Regions from separate parts of the Homo sapiens genome. Here region 2 is linked to region 1. A link is a contact called in ENCODE Hi-C or POLR2A ChIA-PET data. All regions are on one chromosome and are shown on one strand. Each heading gives the region's core, a stretch centred on a gene start or an enhancer-like site at or near the end of the contact. The rest is flanking DNA. Distances are from core to core; before and after follow the strand shown. Region 1 overlaps TCEA3 (transcription elongation factor A3). Region 2 overlaps MDS2 (myelodysplastic syndrome 2 translocation associated).

Region 1 (5,981 bases), core at 1,870-4,369:
TATTGCACACCTCCAACATGGCAGCCAGCTCCAGCTGATGCATGGAAGCTATCTGGAGTGCTGATTGGAGAGGGAGTCTGAGGCTGTAGAAAAAGTTCTGTAGTCAATTAGCAATGTCTGATGTGGGTCAGGCCTAGAAATGGTGGTTCCAGTGTCATCCTGGTTCTAGACCAGTGGATCTCAGCAGGGGTCATTTAGAAATGTGTGGAGGCGTTTATGGTTGTCACTATGACTTGGGCCAAAGTAGGGGTAAGGTGAGAAGGAGGGGGATACTCCTGACATTTCGTGGCAGGAACCAGAGATGCCAAGTGCCCCGGAGAGTGAAGGACTTTCCTGGATAATGAAGCGTCATCCTATCCCCAGATGAAACACTGGTCACTAATGACATTCTAGGTTTGATGCTGTAATCAAAACACTCGACATTCATGTAAGGATTTGAGCCTCCAGACTCCTCTCCTGACTTTGTCTTCATGGTCTTGAAATCTCCTGGCTCCCTCCCCTAATGCATTCTTTCTCTGAAGGTCAGTCAAACAGAATCTGTTTGTCCTTCCAGAAGCTGTGCCATTTCCTGCTGGTTCAGTACTGAGGGTAGGAAACCAAAAGGGACACAAGGAAGTCTCATTAATTTTTTTTTTTTTTTGAGATGAAGTCTCGCTCTGTTGCCAGGCTGGAGTGCAGTGGCACGATCTCGGCTCAGTGCAACTTCCATCTCCCGGATTCAAGTGATTCTCCTGCCTCAGCCTCCAAAGTAGCTGGGACTACAGGCATGTGCCACCATGCCCACCTAATTTTTTGTATTTTTAGTAGAGACGGGGTTTTACCATGTTGGCCAGGATGGTCTCGATCTCTTGACCTTGTGATCCACCCTCTTCGGCCCCCCAAAGTGCTGGTATTACAGGTGTGAGCCACCGTGCCAGGCAGCAAATCTCATTAATTTGTCTCCTACCCAGACTGTTTCCTGCATGATTTACTTCTCTATTTCATTTTTCTCTTCCGTTCTTTCATCCATTCATTGATTTGGCAAGCACATCTATTGAGCACTTCCTTGCAAATTCAACATTCTCTGGGGATCAAGAGCACATGCATACACGGGGTGACTAGTGGAGATCATGGCAAACTAGAAAGTATGTGCCTGTCTGAAGGGGGCAGCCACTACCCCACTGCAGCTGATTGTTGCTTTGGGGAAATGCAGGTCCAGGGTGCCATGTCTTCCAATTTTTTAAAGAAAAGCCAGACACCTAGATTTTCATATGGAACTCCCCGACACCACCTTTTCTGAGACAGGATCTCACCCAGGCTGGAGTGCAGTGGTATAAACAGGGCTCACTGCAGCCTCAACCTCCTGGGCTCAAGCAATCCTCCTGCTCCAGCCTCCCGTGTAGCTAGGACCACAGGTGCACACCACCACACCCAGCTAACTTAAAAAAAATTTTTTTTTTGTAGAGACAGAGTCTCACTTTGTTGCCCAGGCTGGTCTCGAACTCCTGGGCTCAAGAAATCCTCCTGCCTCAACCACCCAAAGTGCTGGGATTACAGGTGTGAGCCACCGCGCCTGGCCAAAACTCCCAGTTTTCAGTATCAGCAACATATTCACATTTTTCTAAGACACAATAGGGAGACAAAACATATTTGTAGCTCACCCATTTTTGACCTGTAAGGCCAGGCAAAGGTTGAAACTCATCACCTCTCCCTTCTTAGGGCTAACCATGAGTGCAGAGGCAGACACCAAAATGCATGTTTTTAGAAAGGGGTAGGTATAAAACACCGTGGGAACATAGGAAGCATGTCTCAATATGACTATAAAAGTCAAAGGAGGCTTCGTGGAAGAGAAAGTATTTGAGCTGAGAATGGAAAGTCAATAGGAGGAGTTTGGGAGGCGAGTCAGGAGAGTCATTTCAAGCAGAAAGAAATGGCACACCCAAAGGTGTGGAAGTGGGAGTGAGCACGATGCTCTGGGAACTGTAGCTGGAGTACCAGGAAGCAGACCACGGAGGATACCATGTTGACAGGGGAGAAAGTTGACTGTTCTCAGTTGTCCTTTTACCTGGCTATCAGAATGATTTGCCATTTGCAGAGCATGCTCGCTGATGCAGTAACTGAAATGCCCTCGAGGTGGCGCACAGAAGCAGCGGGCCCGGCCTCCAGATGCCTCTACTCAGACCTGGGGCAGGAGGATTTTCTAAGGACTGGTGCGGTGCGGGCACATCCGGGGAGCAGAAGGAAGCTGTTGATAAATCCAACCTCCCACCCCGGCCGATGATGCCCTCTCTGCAGTTTGGCTCAGTTCCCAGGCGTGTGCATTGAAAGCAAAATGAGTGTGGCTGCCTGAAATGCTGCCCAGACACGAATTCCAGCCAGCCAGCCAGCTCCTAACCGGGGAGGCGGGACCAGGGCTGGGTGTGCCCTGCCAGGAAGGTGGGAAGAAATGCTCCAAACAGCCTAGTCTTGCTCAGGTAGGAGGACTCTGGAAACCTCTCTTTTAAAGACACAGTTGATGTGTTGAAAAGAATTTGGAAGGGCGACAGGCAGGTTCGTGGTCTGACTATACCCTTTGCTAGTTGGATGGATAACTTGGGGCAGTAACTTGGATGGATAATTCAGTTCAGCTCTCTGAGCTTCAGTCTACTGATCTGTAAAATGGAGACAATTATGAACCCCTTTCAAGGTCATTGTGAGGATTAAATGAGGTAATGAAATACCCAGCACTGTTCCCAAACCATGTAAATGCTCAATAAATACATAATACTTTGTAATAATACTCATATGAAACCTGGTTATCTATGTAAACTGCCTAATACTTTGTCACTTAGTTGCTTTCATCTGCCCCATAAGATGGGTACTATTATTATTCCGATTTTACGTGTGAAAAAAACTGAGGCACCTAGGGGTTAAGGAACTCACCCAAGGTCACATAGCTACAAAGTGTTGGTCTCAGGCTGTGAACCTGGGAGTTTGGCTCCAGAGACTAGGTTCTTAATAAGTAAACCAACTCAGTGCAGTCGTTTCAAAAACGACCACCATTATTACTGTCATTCGTTGGGGCTCCTTCAAAGCAGCATGCTGCAGGCTCCCCTGACAGTTTTCCTGTGGTGAGTCATAGCTGTTGAGAATGTGCAATGGCACGCACAGGTCAGCGAGACACCATCCCAGCTGCAGGAGATGGCGTTGCCTGGGTCCTGGGAGTTGACAGAGGCTGGCTTTGAGAGAGATCCCTCTCGTACTCCCAGAGAGAGAGATCCCTCTCTTAGGCCCAGAGAGTGGGGCCACTGTCCTTCCAAAGAGGACCTTCCTCTTTCCACATTTCAGCCCTGGGGGACCCTCTGGGTGTGCCTTTCATCTCTCTGTGGTCAGTTCCTCAATTCATCATGTATTCATTCATTTATTCATTTATCCATCCATTTAGCAATGATGTATCAAGTGTCCACCTAGAGCACTGTTACAGGAGCTGGAATGCAGTGGTGAACCCGTGACAGGGTCCCAATACTCTGGAGCCTGTAATCTGGAGATGGAGGCAGACGATGTTTATAAACACATAAACAAGCTAATCATACACTTGGATAAGTGCTGTAAAAGCGAGAAATCAGGTGATGTGCTAGAGAATTACAGGGCGGGGACCATCAGCCTCAGCTGAGGTGGTGAGGGAAGGCCTCCCTCATGCGAGCTGAGACCTGGAGGAGGAAGAGCATTCCAGGAAGGAAGACCAGCCTGTGCAAAGGCCCGGCAGTGGGAGGGATGGGTATGTTTAAGGAACAGAAAGAAGCAGTGCTGTGGAGGCCTTCCGTAAACCATGCGGAGAGCATGGCATGAGATTACATCAGAAAGTGGGTAGGGGCAGGACGTGCAGGGGCTGGGAGGCTGTGGTGAGCTTTTGGTTTTGTTTTTGTTTGTTTTTTTGGAAACACAGTCTCACTCGGTCACTCAGGCTGATGTGCAATGGCATGATCTCAGCTCACTACAGCCTCCACCTCCCGGGTTCAAGCGATTCTTGTGCCTCAGCCTTTTGAGTAGCTGGGATTACAGGCATGCGCCACCATACCCAGCTAATTTTTATATGTTTAGTACAGACAGTGTTTCGCCATGTTGGCCAGGCTGGTCTCAAACTCCTGACCAAAGTGATCCTCCCACCTCGATCTGCCAAAGTGCTGGGACTTTAGGCATGAGCCACTGCACCCGGCCAGGAGTTTTACTTTATGCTAAAAATAATTGGAAGCTGTTACACCACCAGTCCCCAACCTTTTTGGCACCAGGGACTGGTTTCATAGAAGACGGTTTTTCCATGGACCAGGGTTTGTAGGGGATGGTTTCAAGACGAAACTGTTCCACCTCTGATCATCAGGCATTAGATTCTCGTAAGGAGCGTGCAACCTAGATCCCTCACATGCGCAGTTCACAACAGGGCCCACCTCCTGATGTGTGGCCCGGTTCCTAACAGGCCACAGACTGGTACCAGTCCGTGGCCCCAGGGGGTGGGAACCCCTGTGTTGGAGGGTTAGAGGCAGGGGAGTGACTTGATCCGCTGTGAATTTTTGAAAAGTCCCTCTGGCGGCTCTTTGGCAAATGGATTATAGTGGGGGAAGAGGACACAGGGAAACCAGTTTTGGGGCTATTGTGACTGTTCAGGTGGGAACCCTGTGACCAGGATCAGGCTTGGGGGCAGGAACATCCGTTTTGGATGCCAACAGCCCCGCGAGTTCACGCCCTGTCCAGCCTTTCCTCACCCAAACCTCCTGCTGCAATCTGACTCCAGGAGAAATCTGCTTGGATCTCAGCTTCCCTGTCCCTCCACCATGCTGCCAGGCAACCCAGTTGTCAGGCAGGGTCGGGTAGAATTAAGGCTAGATTAATCTAGGACAGTAAGTTTCAAACTGCATTAAAAATAAATAAAAGCTAGGAAATGAATCCCTTTGGACAAAATTTTTAGAAATTCAAAATGTAAACCTTACAAGAACAGAGTTTACCATCCCCAGCCCACCTCACCGGTATGCATGGAGGCACTTTTGAGGAACCTCAAGTCTCTAGAGAATGCAAAAATCCCAAAGGTCCAGGGGTCTGGGGTGAAAGAGGAGATCCAAGGTCAGGCCAAACAGCAAGAGGTGGGGGACAGGGAGGTCACCAGCAGAGTCCACACTGAGCTGTGCCCAGCAGGATGTTGGATGGGATTCTCTGGTAACTCCAGGTTGTTGATCCTGAGAAGCCTGGGCTACTCAGTTAGCCTCACTCTCAGACACAACTCCCTGGGCCTGAGAGACTTTGTCAGAAGTCCAGAATCCTCTTCTTCCTGAAAGGAAGTAGCATGTCCACAGCCTGAAAGTGAACATGAGAAGCAGCTGTGGATCCAGGCCCCAAGGCTGCCTGGCGCAGCTGCCCAGGCTGTGCACTGTATAATTACAGGAGGTACCAAGCTACTAATGTAAATGGTGCCTCCTGGAGTGAGGAAATGCAGCAGCTCTCTGGGCGCTTCCACAAGGGCTCAGTTTGGTAAGACCCTCGAGTGGGTCTTAATTTCACTCCAGGAGGGGACCTTAATTTTTTCAACTCTGATGAGTCCACTTTTTTCTCAACAGAGATATAGGGGCTGGCTGGCAGATTCTGATGGGTTATTGAAAAAGGAGGTGAGAAGAGCAGAGGAATGAAGACAGAGACTTCCTGACTTCCTGGCTCCTACCCTAAAGAATAGTGCAAAAACATCTTGGGAGGGAGGGAGTTGTGCAACTATCACAAAGTCTTGCCAGGCACAGTGGCTCATGCCTGTAATCTCAGCACATTGGGAGGCCAAGGCGAATGGATCACTTGAGGCCAGGAGTTTGAGTCCAGCCTGAGCAACATATTGAGACCCCCATTTCTACAAAAAAAAAAAAAAAGCCTGGTGTGGCGGCATCTGCCTGTAGTCAGTCCTAGCTACTTGGGAGGCTGAGGCAGGAGGATTGTTTGAGCCCAGGAGTTCGAGATTGCAGTGAGCTATGATTGACACACTTCACTTC
Region 2 (5,850 bases), core at 1,013-3,512, 230 kb before region 1:
TCTCTACTAAAAATACAAAAATTAGCCCGGCCTGGTGGCGGGCACCTGTAATCTCAGCTACTCAGGAGGCTGAGGCACGAGAATTGCTTGAACCCGGGAAGCAGAGGTTGCAGTGAGCCGAGATTGTGCCACTGCACTCCAGCCTGGGTGACAAAGCGAGACTCCAAAAAAAAAAAAAAAAAAAAAAAAGCCAGGTGCGGTGGCTCACGCCTGTAATCCCAGCACTTTGGGAGGCCAAGGCCGGTGGATCACAAGGTCAGGAGATCAAGACCATCCTAGCTAACAGGTGAAACCCCGTCTCTACTAAAAATACAAAAAATTAGCCGGGCGTGGTGGTGGGCGCCTGTAGTCCCAGCTACTCGCAAGGCTGAGGCAGGAGAATGGCGTGAATCTGGGAGGAGGAGCTTGCAGTGAACTGAGATCCAGCCACTGCACTCCAGCCTGGGCGACAGAGCAAGACTCCGTCTCCATATAAATATATATATATATATATACCTCCTTAATAGCAATGTGACTGGGTAAGCTACTTAACCTCTCTGAACCTCAGTTTCCTCATCTGGCATCCCTTCTTCTGGGGTTGTTGGAAGATTGATTTTCTCCAGGATGCAGAGCGCAGCGTCAGTGCTCAGTGACATGACTGGTACAACCCACTCAAGGGCGAGGCTGCAGCTCCGTCTATCCCCGCTAAGCACCCCTGGTTTCAGCCACACCTCGTGCCCACTCCAGCCAGGCCTCCAGGTTTCACTCACACCCTCTGCCCTCTGACTGGAATGTTCTCTTCCTCCTTGTTTCATGATTTCCTAGGAACTTTGAGACTTCTTGGGTTTTTCCCTAATTGTATTTTGAAAACTTTATCCAGGTATTACTTATAGATCATACAATTCACTCACTTTAAGGGTACAAGTCAATGATTTTCAGTAAGTTTACCAAGTTGTGCTCGAGATTTGATTTTTAAAATCCTGCATCTCAAATTCTACCTCTTTCCTGAGTCTCAGACCATGTGTTCAGCTGCCCCTTGGCTGTTGCCCCTTGGCTGTCCCCTGCCCCGCCAACTCAGTACATCCCCAGCCGGATCCATCACTGTCTTCCCTTCCCTTCTCCTCTCCCATGTCCCTTCTTGGCCAGCAATCCCATCCTTTTTCTCTATGTTCTTAGCACTTTGTTCGAGACCTGGCACATAGTAGGTGCTCAATAAAGGTTTGCTAAGTGGGCTAGGCACATGGCTCACACCTGTAATCTCAACACTTTGGGAGGCTGAGGTGGGCAGATCACTTGAGGTCAGGTGTTCGAGACCAGCCTGGCCAACATGGTGAAAACCCATCTCTATGAAAAAATAACAAAAATTAGCCGGGCATGGTGGCGCGTGCCTGTAATCCCAGCTACTTGGGAGGCTGAGGCAGGAGAATCGCTTGAACCCGGGAGGTGGAGGTTGCAGCGAGCTGAGATGGCGCCACTGCTCTCCAGCCTGGGCCACGGAGCAAGACTCCATCTAAAAAAAAAAAAAAAAAAAAAGTTTGCTGAGTGAATGAATAAAACCAACGTGACCCTTTACCCACATTTGATTGTTCACCCCTCACCTCCCACCACCTAGTCACCTGTTAGATCTACCTTGGAACTGTCTGCCTGGTGTTCACCCTTCCCAGAGCCCTGCTGCCCTGGCCTTGTACTCACCCATGCCCTGCCTCACTGTCTCTCCTCTGTTTTTTTTTCTGTTTTTTTTTTTTTTTTTTACTTCTTCTCTGCCCCATCCCAGAGTGACTTCTCAGAAAAGCACACGTGATCCCACCACCCTCTCCCTAAGAATGTGCTACCCACTCATCTGCAATGATGTCAACACCCCCAAGTCTAACACCAGCAGCCCCCCGGGATTTGGTCCCAGCCCATTTCTTAGGCTCAGACTCAACCCGCTCCTTCCCCTCTCCAACTCTCTCAGGTTCTAATCATCCCAAACCACAAGAGCAGTATGATGCCGTGATTAAAAGGCAGGACGGGGTCAGGCTTCCTGGAGTCCGCATCCCAGTGGCAGCACCTCTCTGAGCCTCAGCTTCCTCATCTGTAAAATGAGAGTGATAATAGCATCGACCTTGTAGAGTTGTTGGGAGGATTAAATGAGGTGATGAAGGTAAAGCACTTAGAAAGGGCTTGGTACACGGTCCATACTCAATGTTAGTTTCGTTTCACTGACAACTCCCAGCTGAATTTCTGCTCGCCAGGGATAGACTGTCTTTCCCCTTTTTCTCCACTAGGGGTGCTGCAACCTATTTCACGATACCGGGGAGATGTGCTCCATCTGGGAGGCCTTCCCCAGGTCAGATTTAGCCAGCCCTTCCTGGGTCACAGAGCTTACCCACTGGGACCTCTCGTGCCACCTCTCCCAGGGCCAATCCAACCCCACGTCTTGCCCCACTTACCTCCCAAGCAGCCCTCAAATTTCTCCCCTTCTCTCAACCCCCTGCTGTCTCCCTGACACAGGCTGCCATCGCGCTCATTACGCACCCACTCTCCCCTTCTCTCCACCCCATTGCTGCCTCCCTGGCACCAGCTGCCATTGTGCCCATGCCTCGCCCACTCTGCCCCTCCAGTGTTCCATCCAGAATGGACAGCTGTCCTCACTGTCCTTCCCTGAAGCCTTCACTGGCTCCTAAGTATGGTCCACTAGAGCCTCAGCTGCATAACGCACCCCTTCCTTTGCCAGCTGGGTTCCAGCCACACTGGCCTCACAAGCACCCTGCCCTCTCCCAGCTCAGGGCCTTGGCACATGCTGTTTCTGCCTCCTGGACCCTCTTTCCCCACCCTATCAGTCCTTATTCAACTCCTTTAGATGCTGACCTCCCCAGAGATGCCATCTCTGACCCTCCCACCACCAAGTACATCAAGGTCCCCCATGATGTCTTCATAGCACTCTGTACTTCCTCTCCTTAACCCTTATCACCGTTTATAATATGCAGTTGAATGGCTATTTGAGGAATATCTGCCTCCCCACTTCCTTTAAAAGCTTCCTGAGAGCAAGGCTGTGGATGTCTTTCATTATGTCCCCAGAGGGTTGGCATATGCCAGAGGAGTGAATGAATAAAAAGGGAATATTTCCTTATGTGTCTTTCTCGCATGTCAGGTCCCCATTCCCAGACTGATCCCCTACCCCACCTTGGCCTGGAACTTCAGTGGGAATCAACAAATGCTGTATGGATGAATGATAACACCCTTTTCCTGGTTTCCTTAAGGTTGATATTTTAACTACTCTTAAAGAAACTGTGATGTGTTGTGATAAAATATTATTATTATTATTTTATTTATTTATTTTTGAGACGGAGTCTTGCTCTGTCACCCAGGCTGGAGTGCAGTGGTGCAATCTTGGCTCACTGCAACCTCCACTTCTCAAGTTGAAGCAATTCTCAGCCTCTCAAGTAGCTGGGACTACAGGCGTGTGCCACCACGCCCGGCTAATTTTTTTTTTTTTTTTTTTTTTGAGACGGAGTCTTGCTCTGTCGCCCAGGCTGGAGTGCAGTGGCTCGATTTTGGCTCATTGCAAGCTCCGCCTCCTGGGATCACGCCATTCTCCTTCCTCAGCCTCTCGAGTAGCTGGGACCACTGGCGCCTGCCACCACGCCTGGCTAATTTTTTGTATTTTTAGTAGAGATGAGGTTTCACTCTGTTAGCCAGGATGGTCTCGATCTCCTGACCTCGTAATCTGCCTGCCTCGGCCTCTCAAAGTGCTGGGATTACAGGCGTGAGCCACCGCGCCTGGCTGATAAAATATTATTAATAATAATATCTACATGGGCATTGGAGCTGGCTGTCACTACCCGCTTATTCTCCCAGGAAGGCATATTCTTTGATCACGAATATCTCTGCAGGCCTCTGTAATTAACTTTCTCAGCCCTGATTGACCCTAGGGGATTGGCAAGACAGTGTCACTATTTTCCTGCTTTTACAGAAGAGAAAAATAGAGGTTTAGGAAAATTAAGGGGCATGCCCACGGGTGGCTGAGCTGGCCTTCTGTGTCCCAGCCCTGTCAGTTACCACTCCATACCTCCCAAAGCCTAGATTTTAAGCCACGCCACTGTACCCAGGGCCTAGTGCAGTGACTGGTGAGAAGGAGAATGGTTAGTAATGGTTGTTGAATGAATACATGAGTGAATGAATGCCTTCTGGAAAGTCTTTTCAGGAGAGGGCCTTAGCTGCAGGGGCCAGACCCCAGGATACCCTGTTCCCCCTTGAGAGACCACCCAAAGATGCTTTCTCTGGTCAGGGCTCTACCTTAGCTGGGAGCCCATGAGGAGAGGAGAAAAAGGGTTCCAGGCAAGGGGAAAAAGAGTCTCATACAGCAGCATCTCCTGAGTACAGCACTTAACAGTTTGCAAAGCCCTTGCATTCACTGCCTCTCCCTGGGATTTCAGAGGAGCTCTTCAAGAAGCCAGGGCAGAACAAATAAACACACAAGGGAAAAAAAAGGAAGAAAAGCTCTCTTTTCCCTCTTTGCAAAGCCAATATGTGTGTTCTTCGTAAACATTTGAGAACTATGCTGTCCAATGCAGTAACCACTAGCCACATGTGGCCACTTAAGTTTAAATTAATTAGAATTAAATACAATAAAAATTTCATTTTTCAGTCTCACTAGCCACATTTATTTATTTTATTTTGAGGCAGGGTCTTGCTCTGTTGCCCAGGCTGGAGTGCAGTGGTGCAATCATGGCTCACTGCAGCCTCAACCTCCTGGGCTCAGGCAATCCTCCCACCTCCGCCTCCCAAGTAGCTGGGACTACAGTCACACACCACCACACCCAGCTAATTTTTGTATTTTTTTATAGAGATAGGGTTTTGCTATGTTGCCCTGGCTGGTCTCAAACCCCTGGGCTCAAGTGATCTGCCCACCTGGACCTCCCAAAGTGCTGGGATTACAGGCATGAGCCACAGGGCCTGGCCAACTAGCCATATGTGAAGTATTCTGTATGTGGCTAATGGCTATGATAATATTGAACAAGGCAGATAGAGAACATTTCCATCATCCCAGAAAGTTCTACTGGATAAAACTGATTTATGACATATAAATAAGCAAAAGGAAGGGAGGGAAAACACCTGTCATTCCATTTTCCAAAGAATACCACTGCTAACATTTTGGCATGGATATTTCCAGTTTTTTCTATGGGTGGGCAACATATATACATTTTTTTTCAAAAATGGGTTAATACTCTACAGTCTGTTTTATGGCCTGTTTTTTCACTCACCAAATTACTGTAAATATCTTTTCTATAACATATTTTTAAACGGGGGTGCAATGTTTGTATGACTACTATAATTTACTTGCTCAGTTCTCTACTCACAGGTATTTGTGTTGTCTTCTATCTTTTTAAACTATCAAGACAACTATTGTTTATTTTTTTAATTTAAACATTTTGTGTGACAAGAGCTGTATTTTATTTTGATATCAATTCATTAGTTTTGTAAAAGTGGTAGATGCTCATTATAGGAAAGTAAATAAAATACACGATGTGCAAAGAAGAAAAACTATCTCCCCAAATCCCTCTACCCCCAAATAACCATATTTTCTTTCAAAAAAAATTTTTTTTTTTTTTTGTGACGGAGTCTCACTCTGTCGCCCAGGCTGGAGTGCAGTGGTGCGATCTTGGCTCACTGTAACCTCTGCCTCCTGGGTTCAAGCGATTCTCCTGCCTCAGCCTCCCAAGTAGCTGGGATTACAGGCACATGCCATCATGCCCAGCTAATTTTTGTATTTTTAGTAGAGACAGGGTTTCACCATGTTGGCCAGGCTGGTCTCGAACTCCTGACCTCAAGTGATCCGCCGGCCTCAGCCTCCCAAAGTGCTGGGATTATAGGTCTTTCAATTTTTTA

Evidence for each region. Hi-C counts contacts between places; a loop is a spot of excess contacts on that map. ChIA-PET counts read pairs that join two places held with the same protein, here RNA polymerase II (POLR2A). Pooled maps may share reads with other maps.
Region 2: a pooled map shows a loop between it and region 1 (2.2-fold over the local background). The contact joins two enhancer-like sites. A Hi-C loop is called at or near these places in 2 of 50 pooled maps. POLR2A ChIA-PET finds 5 or more read pairs at or near these places in 3 of 52 experiments (IMR-90, WTC11 and activated CD4-positive, alpha-beta T cell).

What each region holds. Positions count from the first base shown.
Region 1 is chr1:23,400,254-23,406,234 of GRCh38, reverse strand. The region is part of intron 5 of TCEA3 (transcription elongation factor A3); the gene reads left to right. Among named protein-coding and RNA genes, the nearest start is that of TCEA3, 22 kb to the left of the region's middle. RefSeq lists an enhancer at 2,156-2,205. Within about 2 kb of position 3,119, at least 31 of the 41 ENCODE cell types and tissues checked have a DNase peak (open chromatin) inside an H3K27ac peak, as active enhancers do.
Region 2 is chr1:23,631,528-23,637,377 of GRCh38, reverse strand. All of the region lies in intron 4 of MDS2 (myelodysplastic syndrome 2 translocation associated), which reads right to left. Among named protein-coding and RNA genes, the nearest start is that of MDS2, 7.1 kb to the right of the region's middle. Within about 2 kb of position 2,262, at least 22 of the 41 ENCODE cell types and tissues checked have a DNase peak (open chromatin) inside an H3K27ac peak, as active enhancers do.